Linked DNA regions of Homo sapiens: all the other regions are linked to region 2. The links are chromatin loops, found by intact Hi-C in ENCODE. Cell type or tissue: MCF 10A. All regions are shown on one strand. Region 1 overlaps GAREM1 (GRB2 associated regulator of MAPK1 subtype 1). Region 2 overlaps GAREM1 (GRB2 associated regulator of MAPK1 subtype 1). Region 3 has its middle 78 kb from the start of GAREM1.

Region 1 (2,500 bases), 110 kb before region 2:
CTCACTCTGTCGCGCAGGTTGGAATGCAATGGCACAATCTCAGCTCAGCTCACTGCAACCTCTGCTTCCTGGGCTCAGGTGATCCTCCCACCTCAGCTTCCCGAGAGGTGGGACCACAGGTGTGCGCCAGTACACCTGACTAATTTTTTGTATTTTTAGTAGAGATGAAGTTTCACCATGTTGCTCAGGCTGCCTCCCAAAGCATTGGGATTATAGGCATGAGCCACCGTTCCTGGCCAGGGCTACTTTTTAATTTTTTTAATTTATTTTTTTTATTTTTCAAGACTGAGTCTTGCTCTGTTGCCCATGTTGGAGTGCAGCGGCACCATCTTGGCTCACTGCAACCTCTGCTTCCCGAGTTCAAGCAATTCTCCTGCCTCAGCCTCCTGAGCAGCTGGGATTACAGGCGCCTGCCATCATGCCCGGCTAATTTTTGTATTTTTAGTAGAGTCGGGGTTTGACGATGTTGGCCAGGCTGGTCTTGAACTCCTTGCATCTACTTGCCTGGGCCTCCCACAGTGCTGGGATTACAGGTATGAGACATTGAGCCAGGCAAGGGCTTCTCAAATGTAAATATGAGTGTGTATCATCTAGGGATCTTGTTTAAAATGCAGGTTTTGATTCTGTTGACCCAGGGTGGGGCCTGGGAATCTGCATTTCTAACAAGTTCCTAGGTGATACTGATGCTACCTGACCATGGTCCACACACTGACAAGGCTGCAGAAGGAGTAATGAAGCGGCTCTCTACATCCAAAAAGTACTTTTTATAAGAGCTGCTTCCAGCTCTCTCACATTTCCTTCGTCTTCACACTGGAGAGGATCTAGCTGATCTGTGCTGTCCATGGCTTCTCTGAGACTGCCTGCCATTCCCCTAATTTGCCTTCCATTCCTTGCAGGCATTTCAGAATATAATTACTAATGAAGTGACATTTTTCATGTACTTCTACGTGTCAGGCAGCAGGGGGCAGTTTATACCTGGCTCTGCTAGTCTACCCTAAGCTATAGAGGTAAAAATATTAACAGAGCCAATTCTGACTCTGTCAAAAATGCTATGCTTTGAAATGCATACCTTGTCTACTTTTAGGCTATGTTCCCACCAAGTTTTTCACCTTCACTTTCAATTCCTTTCTGGCCAAGCAGCTCTGGGATAAGACAATGAAACAGCAAGCTCCTATTAGCTTTGGTATTGAGTTTGCTTAAGCGGAAATGAAATGGGTTCATGTTATCACACTGCATCTCCTACTATCTACACCACACCCGGGACCTCTACCTCGCATCCCTGGCCTGATTCACTTGCCAGAGAAAACCAGCCATTAAGAAGACTCATGGCTATGGGTAGCCCAGTAAACCCAACTCTAAATGAAATGGAAGCAATTTAAAAAGTCTTATCAACTGCATTTCTTCCCGGGGCTGGGGATCACTGCTCCTACCTGCAGGACCCACAGCCCTGGTTACTGGGGCCCAGTGGGTTGGTGAAAGGGAACGGTTTCATCTGGAGAAGCTCTTTAGACTAAAAGAAAATATTCGGAGCAGCAGATTTCTTCCACAATAGACGCAGGCTTTCCCCTTGTGAGCTTTTAAAAAGGTGGTGGATGACTGCAGAAAGGATGCCCGGGAGGAAATGAAGTTTGGATAATCACGTGAGAGGAATGCTTGGCTGGGCTGGCCCAGGAAAGACCCTTGCACCATTCTGGGGTCTTTTTTTTTTTTGGAGACGGAGTTTCACTCTTGTTGCCTAGGCTGGCGTGCAATGGCATGATCTTGGCTCATTGCAACCTCCGCCTCCCAGGTTCCAGCGATTCTGCTGCCTCAGCCTCCTGAGTAGCTGGGATCACAGGCATGCGCCACCACACCCAGCTAATTTTGTATTTTTAGTAGAAAGGGGGTTTCGCCATGCTGGCCAGGCTGGTCTCGAACTGCTGACCTCAGGTGATCCACCCTCCTTAGCCAGGCGGGTCTTCTTAAGAGGCTGAGAACCAACCAGGATGCCGGAGCTCAGGCTGGGCCACCCCGCTTTCTGGCTTTGGTTCATCTTCCTTCTGTCTTGTTAGTGAACTGCACGGTAGCCAGATGTGTTTCTTTCTTAGGGAATATCTATAGAATTTAGGGTGGATGGCTGTCACTTTATTACAGATGTGCTTGGTTCTATTTATGTTTATAGAAATAGGGCGCATGGAAAATGTGAGACGATAAGGACTCTGTCAGTTAACTTTTCAATTTTAAAATAAATACTTAGCTACTTCCCAATATTGGATTAGAGTGGAACATGAGGAAAACATGGTTAATGCTGGATTCAATTTAGCACTTTCAAAATTTTAGAATTAGCCACTAAATATGACGTTTCATTAGGAAACACTTACCTGGGATGTCAATTATAATATGCTCAGATGTCAATTACAATATGCATTTTAATTTACAATAGTTGGCTGACTTAGGTTTATAAACTCAGAAAAGAAGCCACTTGTAGTTGAATTTGACCTAAAGGAACTCCCGAACTCCC
Region 2 (2,500 bases):
TATTTATTGAGTCCTTAAACTATTCAAGGCTGTGTTAGATGCTGTATGAGATAGGACTGTCCTCAAGGAGCCTTTAGTGGTGGGAAGAGTGACAGCAAGACAAACAGTCATGGGTGCAAATTGTTACAGGGATTCTGAAGGGGAAGGATCTACCTGGTGAGAAAGATTAGGAAAAGCTTCTTGAAGAAGGTGGTAAAAATGAGGCCGGATTTCACTATTCTTCTTCTTGAGGAAGGTGGTGGTGGTTGGGGCAGGATTTCTCTATTGGGTGGTGGCTATGAGGTGTGAGCCCTCCAAGCAGTAGACACAGGCGGGAACAAGGCAGGGCAAAGCCTACCTGAGCAACAACCAACAACCTGGTGTGGCGAGTGCCTGCTGGGTTGTCTGCTGGAGGATGATGCTTGTAGTCAAAGGAACACCAGACCTCAAAAAGGCCCAGCGTTAGACCAGAGTTTATACTCACGTGGGAAACATCTCTGAAAACTCCTGGCTAGCTGGTAAAATAACAGAGCTGTACTTGAAAAAAATAATAATCTGACAGTAACATAGATGACTGATTGGAGGAGGAAAGGGAGGCACCTTGCTCTTTAGAGCAAGGGAGACACAGTCACTGTAGGCTGGAAAGGAGGAGCAGTTTTGATAGGAATTGTGTGGAAAGAGGATCAACAAGACTCGCTGCATAATTACTCTGTGGGTCAGGAGGAAAGGACCCTAGGTGGACAGAGAACTGGGACTCCCACACGAGGGGACCAGTTTTATTAAAGGAAAAGAGTTGGGACTATAAAATGTTATGAAGGTCTATAAGAAAAAATGTAATTGCCACTGAGAAACGTATGGAATGTAGAAGGCATGAATGGAAAAACGGAATCTTTCTCATGTCTATGTGTCTACTGCATTTGGTTTACCTACAATGATTTTTAACATCTAAAAAATAAAAGCTCTGTGTTTATTTTGCTTGTCTCACACTCACGCATTGGCTTGACTCACTATTAGGGACAAACCCTACGGTGTTCTGTAAACCAGTTCTAACATGTTGGAGGCCCTGTGTAATGTATACCTCACCAAAAATCAACACAGACACGTCTGAATCATCTACCCTCTTGCTCCAGATATCAGAAAAGTTCACATGGTACACATAGTTTTGTTGTTTTCCTGTTGCAGTACACTCAACAACTACAGAAATGGGTCAGGGTTAACAGAAAGCCAGCACAAGACTTCCCTGGATAGTGACTCACAAAGGCAAGTGATTCCAAGCCTAAGAAATGGAGCAGAGTGACTTCAATTCAGGAAGTTTTGCTAGCACTGCAATCAGTTTTGGAACCCATGAAGTCTGTTTTCCACAAATAGAAAAAGCTCAAAGAAATTCCTAAAAAAGAACCTTTTAAAAGGTCACACTACTTCTTAGAGGTACAAATCCAATATGGAAATCAAATTATGAAGTGAGACAAGCACTTTCCCACCCATGCTATAAACACTCCATTAACAGTGTGGTCACAGGCAGCTTGTTTAAACTTTCCACCTGATGTTAATCATATTATCTCATAGGTTAAATTATATTTGAACTGGCGTTAGCCCTTTCAAGTAACCAACTTTCCACTGAGTACCTAAATGTAAGTATAAAGAAATGGAAAACAGTAGCCTAGGAGTTTTGAACCCCATCCCTGTTTTGTGCTACAATTTTTGTGGGTTTTTTTTTAATACTATACTTTCTGTTTGTAGATTCAGTAAATAATTTGCAAGGATTCTGAGTAAACAGGCTGAAATGTGAAAATAGCAATCAAAGGACTCTAAAATTTTTAGAGCTTTACTAGCATTTATAGAGCAATCTAGAAAAGCCACATAGTATGACACCAAATAATTCTGCAATGTATTTGCTCATATTCTCCCTTTCCATATCTCTCATAAAGCTCTTATTTTAAGAAAATAATTTTTTTAAAAGTTCCTTTATTTCCAAGTTTTACATACACCTATCCAAACTTTACCCCCCTTTAATAATTAAATCACTACCATCAACTGGGTCAGTCGCTAGAAACCAGCCACAGCTGGGAGCAATCAGGTTTCCATAAGAAGCCATGAGCTGGAAGCTTCTACCACATGGTGAAAACAACATCATTTCTTCCTGAATTCACCCTTCACTGTGTTGTTGCCACAAACATTTAACACTGGAACAAAACGACCCAGTGAAAGATGAACTTTCACCCCTAGAAAAATTAATTAAGACTGTAAATAGGATTCAAGGATGGAGGCAGAGTGGTTTTGATAAAAATGCCATATAAGAGTTCAACTATACAATTTATTTTGCCACTGGTGGTTGTGCTGAGTCAATTTTTTCCTTTTTATTACAATAATTCCCAAACACATGGAAAATTCGGGTAATGAACACCCATATACCTTTTACCTAGATTTAACAACTTAGTTTGCCAGAGTCATCTATTTTTTATGTCCACTTTTGCTCGAGCATTTTATAATCACATTTCACCCTTAAATAATTCAGTATGTC
Region 3 (2,500 bases), 170 kb after region 2:
CTCATAGACTATAACAGAATTCAACAAGTGATAGTTTCTTAAAAGTTAGTTACAATGTGGACTATTAAACCATATGCATGAACTTTTCACACTGTAATGTATCAAATTCCACTGGTCTTTTACTTGGAACAGACCTTTTACCCATGCGTGATTTTATTTTTATTTTTATTTTTTTTGCTTTTTATGGGCTTTTATTATAGCTTTTATGATCAGACATACAAATATAAAAACCCACTCCTCGTGGCCTTCCTCAGATCTATTTGTCAGGGTTTTCTTAAAAAAAAACTTTTTAAAAGAGCAGTTTTATGTTCATAGCAAAATTGAGTGGAAAGTACAGAGAAAGTACCTTTACTCCCCTGCCCCTGCACAGCCTCGCCCTCTATCAACATCCCCACCAGGGTGATGCATTTGTTACAACTGATGAACCTACATTCATTGATTGGCGCATTGTCACCCAGAGTCCATAGTTTACATTAGGGTCCACTTTTGCTATTGTACATTCTATGGATTTAGATAAATATTTAATGACATGTATCCACCATTACATCATCACATAGAGCAGTTTGAGGGCCCTAAAGACAATGACACCTTAATTTTTTTTTTTTTTAGTTACTTGTTTTTAGCACTCAAAATTGCTTAAAAGTTTAGGAAACATGCTTGACATCTATAAGCAGAGGGCTTAAACGGGCACAGGGTGCCAAGAACTGCAGGACACAAAGCAACCCAAACCTGACCCTGTATCAGCATTCAAAAGAAAGCAGAGTGGTCTTGTGGAGTGGCTTTGTTAGCAAGCATGGAGAATCAGGGTGCCCTTGCAGGAGCCAGGGGACCTCTGGGAACAGGGTTTTGATTAGAAGTCAATGGTCATGGGGCTTGGAGAGACCGGTGAGTAATTTTCTATTTCAGCGTGGATAAATACAGGAAGCACCAAGACAGCTGAGCTCTGAAACGGCAGACAAAGGGCAAGATTTTCTTAAGTACTGGCTGAAGTGACTCTCCTCTAAGCCTGCTAATTAGGGGATTTAATCTCCCAGCAGGTGAAAAGGACAAAGGGCTTTTTCCATAGTGTTTTGCCAAATTCTAAGGTTAAGCACAGTCCAAAAGCTATTAGCCTTCTGCCAATATGAGAATGAATCACAAGTAATGTGAGGGAATTAAAATCAAGGTTAGATTAAGTCAAAAAATAATTAAAAACCATTTAAGGGAATCAGGAAGTTATGTGATGTGTACCTAAGTATTTCTTTTTCATTAAATCTTATTTCAAATTGTATATATTATCATTAATATGCACATGTTGGGGTGGTTTATGTTTAATCTGTAGAGGTTGTTATTTTAGTAAGGTTGTATATAAAATACTATGGAAAGAAGCATATGAGAAATAGAATTTGATGCTTAGCACTGAGAAGGTAATTACCCTGCTGGGAAGGACGCCTGACCTAGGGTCCCCTAACAGGCACCACCACCACCTGGTGGCTCTTGATGACGTTGCAGGAGTAAAGCCTCAGAGGAAGCCTTTAGCTTCTGGGGAGCATTTCTTACAAATTCAAATTTTTTTTTTCAGTGAATATGATTCAGTTGCTATACTGCCAAAGAGGAGAAAGGGTCTAATACTTACTGAGCATCTACTTTAGGACGGCAGCCAGTCTAGGGACTTTGTGTATCTCATCCTCCTAGCAGCCCTATGCTGTACATAATATCACCATTTTGCAGCTGAGAAAACCAAGGCCTAGCAAGATCAAGTGACTTGCTCAAAATCAAAGAACTGGGCCTGCCAGAGCTGTGGGCTGAAATCAGATTTGCCTGACTCCAGAGCCCATAGTCTTTGCAAAGCTTACTGCCTGAATTTGGCATAAGAAAGGGTGGTGAGACGCCTTATGACTTTTTTAAGGGATTGATGCAGAATTTAGACCCACAGTTAATGTATTCATTTTTGGGCACATTTAAGAATAAGTATTTGATATACCAAATTGATACACTGTTCATCTTTTGGAATAGTGGATGAGATCTTTTGCCAAGGTGGTGTGGGTATCCAAGATAAGTGAGAAAACGTTAAATCTGTTAGAATGTCAAAGCCTACAAATTAAGAAGATTTATTTATTTACCAAGTATTTATCAAGGATCTGTTTTATTCTAGGTATGGAGAAATACAGATGAATTGAATATGATTCCTGCCCACAAAGACCTTATAAAGTTATAGACATGTGACATCATATATTATACCTCTATTCTAACACACAACTTCAAGTAATCTTTTAGAAACAACAACCAAACAATTAAATAATGAAAATGTGGTACCATTCTTACCTGGCTTTCCTCCTATCTTATATAGCCTTATCCTTATTTTTTTTTTCTTTTGCTTGTTCAACATTAAGGTTCTGATTTTAGCTTTCTTCTCTTTCTACCCATTCTCTCCTGATGACCTTACTCATTTCTATTGCTTCAACCATAATTCACTTTATTTTTATTTTTTTATTGAGATGGAGTCTTGCTCTGTCACTGA

Evidence for each region. A loop is a pair of places that touch in the nucleus more often than their neighbours do. Peaks named below come from ENCODE experiments on the same cell type or tissue, not always from the same donor. Only the 100,000 strongest peaks of a DNase experiment are listed, where the experiment ranks them.
Region 1: a loop joins it to region 2, with 9 times the contacts of the local background. A loop is called at or near these places in 8 of 110 quality-filtered maps.
Region 3: a loop joins it to region 2, with 5 times the contacts of the local background. A loop is called at or near these places in 2 of 110 quality-filtered maps.

What each region holds. Positions count from the first base shown.
Region 1 is chr18:32,270,930-32,273,429 of GRCh38, forward strand. All of the region lies in intron 4 of GAREM1 (GRB2 associated regulator of MAPK1 subtype 1), which reads right to left. Among named protein-coding and RNA genes, the nearest start is that of MEP1B, 82 kb to the left of the region's middle. In MCF 10A, a CTCF peak has its summit at 969 (motif pointing right); a DNase peak (open chromatin) is centred at 972.
Region 2 is chr18:32,382,134-32,384,633 of GRCh38, forward strand. The region is part of intron 2 of GAREM1 (GRB2 associated regulator of MAPK1 subtype 1); the gene reads right to left. Among named protein-coding and RNA genes, the nearest start is that of GAREM1, 87 kb to the right of the region's middle. In MCF 10A, no CTCF peak of the experiment used is centred here; a DNase peak (open chromatin) is centred at 1,168.
Region 3 is chr18:32,547,978-32,550,477 of GRCh38, forward strand. No RefSeq gene overlaps it. Among named protein-coding and RNA genes, the nearest start is that of GAREM1, 78 kb to the left of the region's middle. RefSeq lists an enhancer at 558-1,111. In MCF 10A, a CTCF peak has its summit at 1,466 (motif pointing left); a DNase peak (open chromatin) is centred at 1,444.